Linked DNA regions of Homo sapiens: regions 2 and 3 are each linked to region 1. A link is a contact called in ENCODE Hi-C or POLR2A ChIA-PET data. All regions are on one chromosome and are shown on one strand. The core of a region is the stretch at or near the end of the contact, and the rest is flanking DNA. Distances in the headings are between cores, read along the strand shown.

What was found. A loop is a pair of places that touch in the nucleus more often than their neighbours do. ChIA-PET counts read pairs that join two places held with the same protein, here RNA polymerase II (POLR2A). Pooled maps may share reads with other maps.
Region 2: a pooled map shows a loop between it and region 1 (2.8-fold over the local background). The contact joins two enhancer-like sites. A Hi-C loop is called at or near these places in 5 of 50 pooled maps. POLR2A ChIA-PET finds 5 or more read pairs at or near these places in 4 of 52 experiments (Caco-2, K562, activated CD4-positive, alpha-beta T cell and 1 more).
Region 3: a map of HCT116 shows a loop between it and region 1 (2.0-fold over the local background). The contact joins two enhancer-like sites. A Hi-C loop is called at or near these places in 7 of 168 maps with a recorded cell type or tissue (HCT116, PC-9, aorta and 3 more) and 13 of 50 pooled maps. POLR2A ChIA-PET finds 5 or more read pairs at or near these places in 8 of 52 experiments (MCF 10A, OCI-LY7, activated CD4-positive, alpha-beta T cell and 4 more).

Annotation. Positions count from the first base shown.
Region 1 is chr4:110,163,171-110,167,253 of GRCh38, reverse strand. The region is part of intron 1 of ELOVL6 (ELOVL fatty acid elongase 6); the gene reads left to right. Among named protein-coding and RNA genes, the nearest start is that of ELOVL6, 33 kb to the left of the region's middle. Within about 2 kb of position 1,678, at least 9 of the 41 ENCODE cell types and tissues checked have a DNase peak (open chromatin) inside an H3K27ac peak, as active enhancers do; they include HCT116 and PC-9, where a contact is called at or near this core.
Region 2 is chr4:110,285,048-110,289,130 of GRCh38, reverse strand. It overlaps the pseudogene ZBED1P1. Among named protein-coding and RNA genes, the nearest start is that of ELOVL6, 88 kb to the right of the region's middle. RefSeq lists an enhancer at 1,772-1,861. Within about 2 kb of position 1,835, at least 3 of the 41 ENCODE cell types and tissues checked have a DNase peak (open chromatin) inside an H3K27ac peak, as active enhancers do.
Region 3 is chr4:110,085,140-110,089,222 of GRCh38, reverse strand. All of the region lies in intron 2 of ELOVL6 (ELOVL fatty acid elongase 6), which reads left to right. Among named protein-coding and RNA genes, the nearest start is that of ELOVL6, 110 kb to the left of the region's middle. RefSeq lists an enhancer at 1,024-1,193. Within about 2 kb of position 1,727, at least 5 of the 41 ENCODE cell types and tissues checked have a DNase peak (open chromatin) inside an H3K27ac peak, as active enhancers do; they include HCT116 and PC-9, where a contact is called at or near this core.

The sequences.
Region 1 (4,083 bases), core at 429-2,928:
CTAATAGCGATTACATTTTGAAGATGGGATAAAGTTTTTATTCCTGAGAACCAGAAGTGTGTCTCAATGCACCTAATATTTTTGCCAGTGGAGAGATACTGAAACCCTGTGATCTTCAGCTACTGTGTGCATTCAGACTGTTTGGTCTTCTTGGGTCAAGTCAGCTGGTGATTACTAAATGATGAGAGTGTGCCTGACATGCAGGAGACAGGTGAGAAGACAAAGAAATAGAAGGCAATGTCCTAGCATTGGCAGACAGACAGACCCTCTGTATATATTTCAACTTATTTGGATCACAGTCTGTTTAGGAAGGCAGATGTACATGCAAAATACAGTAGAATGCTACAGAAAAAGAACAAATATTCCAGTGCTGGAATATAGTATTATAGTAACTATAGTATAGAAAATCACTATGTGCTAAGAAATTTAGAAACACTCCAGCAAAAGGCAGGGACTTTGAGAGCTAATAGTTGGGTTGATGAAAAAGGAAGACGGAGTTTCCTTTCATGGTGGTAGCACCAGAATACTCATGATGTCTTATATGCTAACCATGAGGGCTGACCATGCTGAGATTAACAGGCAGTGTTCATTGCCTTCTGGCAGCAAGGGCAAAAGTGGAAACACAAGAATTTTTTCTTTTTTTTGAGACGGAGTTTCACTGTCACCAGGCTGGAGTGCAGTGGCGCGATCTCGGCTCATTTACAACCCCTCCTCCCGGGTTCAAGCGATTCTCCTGCCTTAGCCCTTCTAGTAGCTGGGACTACAGGGCGCGTACCACCACACCCAGGTAATTTTTATATTTTTAGTAGAGATGGGGTTTCACGGTTGTTGGCCGGGATGGTCTCGATCTCTTGACCTCGTGATCCACCTGCCTTGGCCTCCCAAAGTGCTGGGATTACAGGCGTGAGCCACCGCGCCTGGCTGAAACACAAGAATTTAAGAGAATTCTTGTTATCTGAAAAGAAAGGTGATGTCTCATTATTGCTCAAGTAAGTTAAGAACAAACCAAGGTCCTAGCCCAAAGACAACAACATTTGAAGGAAAATCAGGGATATAATGTCAAAGAACACTGCAGTCCAGGGGCGAAATGAATGTGCCTTGAGCAACTTCTCTAGGATCTCACTTGATAGCAGGCTGGGATTTATAGTACCCAGGGGAAGGCTGACAGTATCTTTCCTCCAGATCAGCTCTGAGCTGGGCTTTTGTTGATAAGCTGTCCCAGGAGTGCTGAGGCTCTGTCACTGACAGAGGAGGCAGATGTATTGAAAGCAGGATCGTGGGTTGATAATTTGTTAGGGATGTAGAGAAGCCTAACTGGTTTTCTTACGTGGAAAAGACCACCCTCTTTTCCCACTTCCCAGATGTGCTAAACTCTTCTGGCAGAGGATATAGGATTGTCCTTGGGGAATTAGCCTTGGGTTCACTCCAATGCATGGGTAAATGTTTGGTTTTGCAAGGCAGGTGTTACCTGGCCAGCTCCACATACTTTATTACAAAAATCCTCCTGTTAGTTCTGACAGGAATGCATCATAATTGTTATTTTATAGTTGAGGAAGCTGACTCTCAAAGAAGTGATTAACTCATCTCTGTGTGTGATTCAGATGAGATTAGAACCGCCCAGCTCCTGAGACCATGCTACTTCCTGCCTACCACAGCCACATGTGCTACAGAGAACAAAGCTGAAGTGCAGGCTGCTGTGTCTCTGAGCTAGACAACCTGAGCTCATCCCTCCTGTTTCTTGCAGTGCTATTAAAATGGAGGATTTGATGAGCAGCAGTAGCTGAGAGGAGAATCAGCCTGGCCTGACTAAGGTTTATGTGGGGTTTGAGGAATAAAGTTGGGTTGTGAGGGTCGATTGGAAGCTTGGAAGCCAGGCTAAGGAGTTGGAGTAGGTCTGCTAGACAGGAAGGAACCACAAAATCAGGAACATAATGGTGGAAGGGCCTCCTGTAAATTGTCGATACTTAACTATTTTGGCCTATGAATGGCAATAGCACATGGTTCCACTAAACAGGTGCCCTGGTATTGTTTTCTGTGAGAGGATAATGGAGAGGGTTGCTTATAGTTTGTAGATATCTAGCAAATGGTCTGTTTTGCTAGTCCAGCTAGTCAGAAACCAGTCCTCTTTTTGAAGAATAGAGATCAAACCTGCTCTACAAGCTTATATGTTTACCACAATTTGGGTGGCATGATAAAGACTAAATGCACAGAAAGGCCACATACCACATTACATTCAGGAAATCCTTTCTTAGTTGGGTGTGGTGGGGTGCACGTGTAGTCCCAGCTCCTCGAGAGGTTGAGGTGGGAGGATTGCTTGAGCCTGGGGGGCAGAGGTTGTAGTGAGCTGTGATTGTGCTACTGCACTCCAACCTGGGCAACAGAGTGAGACTCTGTCTCAAAAAAAAGAAATTCCCCAAAACAAGAAATTCTTTCATCAGAAATAAATGAGCAGCCTACCAACCCACCTGCCTTCCAACCTGAGTGTTTTTTTTTTTTTCTTTTTTTTTTTTTTTTTGAGACAGGGTCCCACTTTCACCCAGGCTGGAGTGCAGTGGCGTGATCATGGCTCATTGTAGCCTTGACCTCCCTGGGCTCAAGCGGTCCTCCCACCTCATCCTCCTGAGTAGCTGGGACTACAGGTGCATGCCACCACACCGGGCTAATTTTTCTATTTTTTGTAGAGATGGGCTTTCGCCACGTTGCCTCAGCTTGTTTCTGCCTTGGCTTCCCAAAGTGCTGGGATTACAGGCATGAGCCACCTCACCCGGCTGTGCTTGCTTTCTTGTGACAAATGTTCATGGCATCTTGTGGCAGACTTATGAAAGCTGAGTTAGGTCAAAGTGTTTCCTTAGTGCCTAGCTCAGAATACTCATGCTATACAAACCGTTTTACTTTTTCCTTTCCTAGGGTGGCCTTGGCTTCATCTTCCCTCACCTTAACTTGTCATCAGGGCAGCAGTGTATCAAACTCTGGGACCTGTGGATTCAGACACAGTTTCAATTCTGCCTTTGCTACTTAATGACTTGGTGAACTTGAGCACATTCATTAACCTCCCTAGGCCCCCATTTCTAAGTGTGAAATTGAGATAATCAAATTAGGCTGTAGTAATAATTAAACTAGTTAAGGTGTGTCAATGGCTTACAAAATGTCCAGCACTTTCTAGGCTCTCCATGAAAAGTAGCTTTTACTGGCATGACTCTCAGCAGATATTTTAGTATTATTTTGCTTTCAACTGAGTAATGAATTCCTAGCCAACATTTTTGAACTTCTCATTACACATTCAGAAATGTCATGTCACAACCAGGGCTAAGAACTTTTCATTGCTCCCAAATTGCCTGTCACTATGACTCAGATTTACCCACCTGATAAGGAAGATTCCTTGACCTTAACTCACCATTCGATCTTACAGTTAGTTCTCCCATTGCTCTATAAGTATCTTATGACCCTGGCAAATTAAACCACTGGAATATCTCTCTTCTTTCTCTATTTCTGAAACTTAGAAAGCCCAACTCAGTGCTGCCACCTTCATACAACCTTTTAAGGTTTTGAACTTTTAATCTTAAACTCTTCCATTTTTGCTTTTCATTTGGCAGTGGTAGATTTTCTCATATTAAAGTCAGTTGTGACTTGTATATCACCCTTCTAGCATTTTATACTCATTGATGATAAGACTTGGCCTTCATCCCAGTCTGCTACACTATGCGGTCAGTCCATAACTGTTAAATTTCAGTGACTCAGTTTGATGAATATTTATTGAGGAGCCTGTATTTGCCAGACTCTGTTCCAGGCACAAGGCCGCTGTTCTCAGAGACCGTTCATACCACTAGGACACAAACACTAAACATGTAAACAAGTATATAGACAAAATAACATTAGATGTTGCTAACTGCTATAAAGAAAATAGTGTGATAGGAGGTGACTTGGGGCCAGAGGGAGCTGTTTTAGCTAGGGGGTCAGGGAAAGCCTTACTAAAGGATTGGCATCTGACCTAGTAGCAAATGAGAAGACCATGTTAGCCCTGGGCCCATCTAGGAGAAGAGAGATCCAGATAGGACACAACAAATACAAAGCCCCCTCAGGTGA
Region 2 (4,083 bases), core at 586-3,085, 120 kb before region 1:
GAAGAGAAAAATCCTGCTCAAAGAGAGTAAGTTCAAGATAGTCTTGGTTCTAAAAAGAGAAGCTGAAAACCTGCTATCTTTTGATTGGCTGTCAAGACTCTTCATCAAAGCAGATGTCCCAGACTAATTTCAACAATTCTTCATCTTAAATTCAAGACTTTAAAAAACCTTCACAGACTTGCAGAAGCCTTTCATCTGAGGAACTCAGAAAATCACAGATTGAACATCCCCCATAAAGAAGAAAGGGAAATAAGTCCAAAATGTAGCCCAGACTATGACATTCTTTGAGGACAATTCTGTATGAACTAAAACTGCAGCCTGTGGACAACTGCTTGAGCCCAGGAGTTTGAGACCAGCCTGGGCAACATAGTTGGACCCCGTCTCTACAAAAAATTAAAAATTTAAAGATTAGTTGGGTGCGGTGGTGCACATCTGTAGTCCCAGCTACTCAGGAGGCTGAAGCAGGAGGATTGCTTAAGCCTGAGAGGTCAAGCCTGCAGTGAGCTATGATCTCGCCACTGTACTCCAGCCTGGGTAACAGAGCGATGTTCCTTTAATTCCAGAGAAGTTGCTAATTTTCTGTAAAAACTCCTTTATGAGAAATGATATTCATGTGGAAAGAATATTCTCTTTATACCCTGATGTGTTATTAATTTCACATCTCTGGGATAAAGCCAGATCATCAGAAAGATTTATGCTTAGAATATCCTCTACATCCCCGGCTACTCTTACTGATATAAGCTCTGATATAATGCTTTAGCTTTTGAAAAATCACCTGATCAGAAAATTTGATTAACATTCTCTTATATAAAACAATTTGACTAGGCTGGGCGCGGTGGCTCACGCCTGTAATCACAGCACTTTGGGAGGCCGAGGCAGGTGGATCACTTGAGGTCAGGAGTTCAAGACCAGGCCTGGCATGGTGGCTCATGCCTATAATCCCAGCACTTTGAGAGGCCAAGGCGGGTAGAAAACCTGAGGTCAGGAGTTCAAGACCAGCCTGGCCAACATGGTGAAACCCCGTCTCTACTCAAAATGCAAAAATTAGCCAGGCGTGGTAAGCAGGCACCTGTAATCCCAGCTACTCAGGATATTGAGGCAGGAGAATCGCTTGAACCCTTGAACCTGGGAGGTCGCAGTGAGCCGAAATCACGCCACTGCACTCCAGCCTGGGTGACAGAGCAAGACTTCCTTCTCAAAAAAAAAATAAAAAAAAAAGAATGTTCAGAGAAAGACTTACTGATCCTGAATGCTGGCTCCCCAAATTATCACTATGACAACCTGTCGAAAAGACAAAGCTGAGCTTATATTGATCTTGGGAAGGGAGTACTCCCTCCACAGAATCTTAGAGCATCTCAGAAGAGGGAGAACAAAGTCAGGATATTTACTGGGACTCTAAGTCAGTTTAAGACAGATCTTATCCGATATCAGTGCTTAATTAACACTCTGTAAGGATTATGACTTAATAGTTTAAGATTCGTGGTCACAGCAAAGTGAAGATGTAAAGGCAAGGTTTTCAAAGAGTCTTGGGTTCAAGCAGTCTTGGGGTTTCAACTGTAGTTTTGATATGGCTCCCATGACTGGAGGAACAAATTGATGCTTTTCATGAAGAGTTGATGGCCTTTTGGGACATTGCTGAAATGAATGATAATGTTATTCACAACTTTTATCTTCTTCAGCAAGAGTTTCCTAGAATAGTAAAGCTATGTTGATGAAACCTAGAATAACAAAGGCCTGTAAATATACACAGTAAGCTATGTGGGTGTATACAGTTTCGGTTCTCACTGACAAAACGAAATTTGAGCTCATTCTCAAAGGAGTGAGGGAATGAGTCATGCCAACATTTGAAAGCAGAGTTCCAAGCCAGGCCCAAGTCCAACTTTTGCAGGGCCTGTGGCAAGGTTATAGATGAATGCCTACTATATGCCCAAATATTTAAGTGTTGGAAATCAAGTTAGCAAACCTTTTTTTCTTAGAGATGGGGTCTCACTATGTTGACCAGGCTGGTCTCGAACTCCTGGCCTCAAAGAATCCTCCCATCTCAGCCTCACAAATGCTGGGATTACAGGCATGAGCCACTGTGCCTGGCCTAGTAAACTCTTAAATAAAATGTTAGCCAGGTGGGGTGGCATGCGCCTCTAGTGCCCCCTACTCCAGAAGCTAAGGCAGGAGGATCCCTTGGGCCCAGAAGTTCGAGGCTACAGTAAGCTATGTTCGTTCCACTGCACTCCAGCCAGGATGACAGAGCAAAACTCCGACTCTAAAACAAAGCAAAACAAAACAAAACAAAACAAAATGCCCAATCAACACCCTCCAATAAAACAAAATAAACTGGTTACTTTAAAAATAAATAAATAAATAAAATGTTTTAGGTGCCTACCTTGATAAATATAACTTTATAGTGACTAAGTAAAAAAACATGTAAAGTTATGCTTTTTATGTGCCTGAAAAACATCAAAGACAACTAATATATTCACACGTGTGTATATCTGAGTATTCTATTGATGTGTAGTTGAATAATAAAATAAGGACACATACACCATATAAATCATTTTATAGTATACTTATTTCATAAAATTTTATTTCTTTGCCTTCATTTGAGGAAAATCATGAATTCAATTGTTATAATAAAGATTTTCACATATTTTGTTTTTATATTGACAACAGTGATCTAAAGATACACTGTCCTATACGGTACACACTGAGCATTTGAAGTGTGAGGCCTGTCCAAACTGAGATGTATTATGAGTGTAAAATACATACTTATTCCAAGGCTTAATATTTTTAAAAAAGTAAACTATCTCATTAATAATTTTATACTGAATACATATTTAAATGGTAATGATTTTAATATACTAGTAAATAGAATATATTATTAAAATTAATTTTACTTTTTTTACTTCTTTCATGTGACTATTAGAACATTTAGAATTACAATGTGGCTCACGTTTGTGACTCATGTTATATTTCTTTTTTTTCAGCTTTATTGAGGTATAATTGACAAAGAAAAATTATATCTATTTAACGTGTTCAACTTGTTGATTTGATGTACATATACTTTGTGTAATAATTACCAAAATCAAATTAATTAACACATCCATCACCATATATATGTACTCTGTGTGTGTGTGTGTGTGTGTGATAAGAACACTTAAGGCATACTCTCTGGCAAATTTTAAGTAAACAATACAGTATTATTAACTGTAGCTATCATGCTGTACAATAGATCCCCAAAATTTACTCATGTTATAAATGAAAGTTTGTAACCTTTGACCAACATCTCCCATTTCCCCCACCCCACAACAGCTGGTAGTCACTGCTCTACTCTCTTCTTCAATGAGTTGGACTTTTTTAGATTCTGCATATAAATGAGATCATACAATATTTGAGTCTGAGTCTGGCTTGTTTCACTTAACATAATGTCCTCCAAGTTCATTCATGTTGTCAAAAATGGCAGGATTTACTCCTTTTTAAGCCTGACTAATATTTCACAGTGTATGTGTGTGTGTGTGTGTGATTTTCTTTATCCATTTAACTGCCAATTAACACTTAGATTGTTTCCATATCTATTGTGAATTATACTGAAATGAACAAGCAGGTGCAGATATCACTTCGAGATACTGATTTTATTTCCTTTTTGTCTGTTTTTTTAGGGATGAGGTCTCTCTCTTTCACCCAGGTTGGAGTGCAGTGGCACAATCATAGCTCACTACAGCCTCAAACTCCTGGGCTCAAGTGATCCTCATGCCTCAGCCTTCCAAAGTGCTGAGATTAGAGGAATAAGCCACCATGCCTTGCCTCTATTTTTAATTTTTTCAGAACTCTCCATAGTTTTTTGCCTAATGGCTATACCAATTTACATTCCTATCAACAGTGGACAAAGGTTTCCTTTTCTCCACACCTTCATCAACACTTGTTGCCTCTCACCTTTTTGATAATAGCTATCCTAAACAGGTGTGAGGTGATGTCTCATTGTGGTTTTGATTTGCATTTTCCTGATGATTAGTGACGTTGAGCACCTTTTCATAAGTTGTCCATTCGTATGTTTTCCTTGGAAAAATGTATTTTAGGTCCTTTGCCCAT
Region 3 (4,083 bases), core at 478-2,977, 78 kb after region 1:
TTCATGAAGAGAAGACAGAGCTTCTATTTCATTATTAATTTTGCCTATTTAAGCATTTTATCCTAAAATAAATGTATGCTCATCACTTGAAATAGCTGTCGGAGTAACATTTGCTGGAAAGAGAAAGAAAGTAAATAACACAAAGTTAAAAAGACATGGGTAGATCTGATTTTTGGAGGACCAAGAAATTTGTTGCAAAAGATCTAGCTCACTTCTAGTCCCTACAATGAAACACGAGTGCAGTAGTTTCCCTTACCCACGATTTTACTTTCTGTGGTTTCAGTTACCGGTGGTAACTGTAATGGAAAATTCCAGAAACAAACAATTTATACAGTTTTAAGTTGTGCACCATTCTGACTAGCATGATGAAATACTGCATCACACCACTCCGTCCCTCTCAGGACATGAATCCTTCCTTTATCAAGCAGATTCACACCTGTGAGTCACTTAGTAGCCCTGTTGGTGATCAGACTGTCTTTGTGTCACAGTGCTTGTGTTCAAGTGACTCTTATTTTACTTAATATGACCTGCAAGTGCAATAGTGATGCTGGCTACTTGGATATGCCAAAGAGAAGCCAGAAAGTGCTTTAAGAGAAAAGGTGAAAGGTTTCAACTTAGTAAGGAAAAAAATACTATATGTTAAGGTTGCCAAGATCTATGGTGAAAACAAATCTTCTATACATGAAATTTTCGAGAAGGAAACAGAAATCCATGCTAGTTTTGCTGTTGCACCTCCAGCTGCAAGACTTACGGCCACAGTGCTTATTAAAATGGAAAAGCCATTAAATCTGTGGGTGGAAGACATGAACAGAAATGTGTCCCAATTGGTGGGTTTCAGGCATCCTCCAGGGGTCTTGGAATGTGTCCCCGTTGGGTAAGAGGAGTGTACTGTATGCCCAAGGAATTCCTCATGTTTTCACTTGGGGTTATCTGCACCCAGCCCTTTGATAGAATTAGTGTTTATTCTCATTTTCACTCCCGGAAAATGTATAAGCTACAATACTCTAATTAGCGCTCTGTGCTTGGCTTTGGTGAGAACACACTCTGTGTGTGCACAGTTCACCAAAACCTTTGGGAATGACTGAAGGGCCTGGAAGTTTCCAAACTGAGGGTCAAGGTCACCTTGGCTTTGCTATCCATTATTTCTTGTTTCTTTTACAGGAAAAATCCTTTGATGTTCTATAAATTCTAAATACATTTGCAATTTAAAACACTCTTCAAAAATGTAGTAAAACCACGTATTTGTAACCTTCACGAAGGCCGGAATCTGAAAAAAGAAAAGACAGAGCCAAATTGACTCTAATTGTTAAGGACAAAATGAACCATCTTTTGACTAGACAAAGCTACCAGAAATCTCTTTGATTGGAAGTATTTTGTGCTGAAAACCAACTAGAAAATAGGAGGTTTTTTTTTTTTTTACAATTTTATTTTAGGTAACAGGAGCTATTTAAAAAAAATTACTCCTTCATTCCACCAGAAGTTTTAAATGTTTCTTGATCTAAAAATGTAGATGTGGTTTAAGTAATTGTATGAACAAGGTAAGGGCCAGTGTCTCTACTGTGACATTAATGACAGGTGCAAACTAAAAAACTCATTCCAGTATTTTTGCAGAATGAGGAGTGGTGTCAGAGACAGCTGGGCTTGGAAACCTTCTGGAAGTCTTTTATTGTTTCCTGTATTGGATCAAGTCCAAAAGTGAGAATAATTACCCTTTAGAGCTGCCAAGTTTTCAGGCAATTCAGATGACTCTAGTCTTGTAGTAGGAAAAAAATGTGAGTCAGGGTACAAGAATAGTGATTGAATTTTATAAAAAGTATTTCTAAAGCAGTAATTTCCTCAGAAGTGACTTGTTAGCTTTGACTAATCGAATGCAAAGTAGAGAAGCGTCTGATCAAAATTACAGAAAATGAGAAAGAAAATTAGACTCATCTACTTCTAGACGGCCTAATAATACAGAGTTGAGGGTTTCAATCAGGCTCCCTTGGTGACTTTTAGGTAATTCATCAAATCCTTGTGGGGGCGGTGTCTGAGGAGGCTGTGAAAAAGAGAGACAGGAAGAACCTCTCAATATTGAATAGGAAATTTATATTGTTCTAAAAACTTCATATCTCCCAAATTTGTAAGAACACCCTGGTTTAAAATAAACAGGCTCCCCCTCTTGAGAATAGAGAAACAGTGACAGGTGTTTCCCTAAATTTCCAAACCTAACAACCCATTTAGACAGCCTATATCAGGTGCTTTACTCATCCTCACAACAGACCTGCAAAGGAAATACTATTATAGGACGGTCACATTCAAGGATAAGATCCTTGAATATTTCAAAATAATCAAATAACTCAGAACTTTCCTAATTCCGGATCAGTTTTCCCATAGGAATAAATGTCGCATAGGGAGGTATTTTCAGAACCTATAAATCTATATCTAATGTTGTGTTTTAAAACAATTTTAAACACAATGAATGGATACATACTAACTTTTTGTCGTGTCTAACTTTTGTTTCTTCTCTCAAAAGTTCTTGGCTCTAACAATTTTTTCATTTTTACCACTAACACTACCACTTAATGAACCCCTGGGAAGCATGGTCATAATTAACCAATAGTGGTCATTAAAATAACAGCACAGGAGTCATCAAAATCACACTTAGGAACTTCTGAGGGAGAGTGGTTTAGAAGCTAATGACCAAAAATATTTCTATTTCCTACTAACACACTACTCTCATGTGGCAATATTATAAATGTACGAAACAAGTTGGAACACTAGCTTTGAAACTGTGATTTCTGAGTATAATTTAGATGTAAGAGATTCACATGCCTTCAAATTTAACATATAAAGTACATCCTCCTTAATATTGTATATAGTGGTATTTCCAAATGTCATGATTCAGATGCACATAAAATGCAACCACATCCCTATTTTGGGATGAAAGAAGTGATGCTTGGGTGATTAAGAAATTTACCTATGGGCACATACCTGGTTCCAGAATCAGGATTAATTGGTCTGACTTAAAATGCCATGCTGCTTACATAACTGAGACAGGTCAAAAAGTTAAAGAGGACTAAATCCAGAAAGACTTCATTAGTGGCTTCGATTAGATAGGAATATGATTTTATGAGCATCTGAGGGAGGGAAACACTTTGCTGTAGAGTTTCTCAAACTGTGACCTGTGGGTCATTTGCATCAAGACATCTGGAATGTTTGTTAAAAATCTCCATTTCTGGTTTCTTCCCCAAAGCTATAAAATTAGAGCCAGTAATCTCAGCACTCTTGGGATTACTTTGGGAGGCCAAGGTGGGTGGATCGCAACATGGCGAAACCCCATCTCTACAAAAAGTACAAAATATTTAGCTGGGCATGGTGGAGCATGCCTGTAGTCCCAGCTACTCAGGAGGCTGAGGTGGGAGAATTCACTTGAAACTGGAAGGTTGAGGCTGCAGTGAGCCAAGATCACACCACTGCACTCCAGACAAAGTGAGGTCCTGTTTCCAAAAAAAGTAGAGCCTCTGGTGGTGAAGTTTGGAAATCTGCATTTTTAACAATCTCCATGTTTTACTGTAATTAAAGTTTCAATATAGTATTAGGAGGCTTATATGCCCCTTTAGATACCACCCAATGCCCCCTCACCAGAGTCCAGGGACTCTTACAGTAACTGTCCCCATTGAACAACTAAAGGCTTTTGGGACGTGTTCAGTAGATGAGAAGTTCAATACATGCTGTGTTTCTCCAGACAGGTATCACACTGTGATTCTGGTCAACTATGGCACACTTACTCTTTACTCATGCATTTCTTAATTGTGCCTCTGACCTTTCACCAGCTATTTTTTCCAGCACTGTGGACTATTAACTGGATGCTTGCACCTGAGATAGCAGTGTTCTGGTAACCTCTCACTTGAGGAAGTTGTTATCTCAGTTGGCTTCCTGTTTGGCCTCATGCCATCCATGCAGAGCCATGAGAGGCAAAGCAGCCCAGAAGCAGCCTCTCATCCCTCTCCTGTGACTTCCTAGGAGAAGAATATTCCAGTGGTTATGATTTCCCCTCCCCACATCCCTCCAACGCATGCACATACATTGCCTAACCTCTTGCTT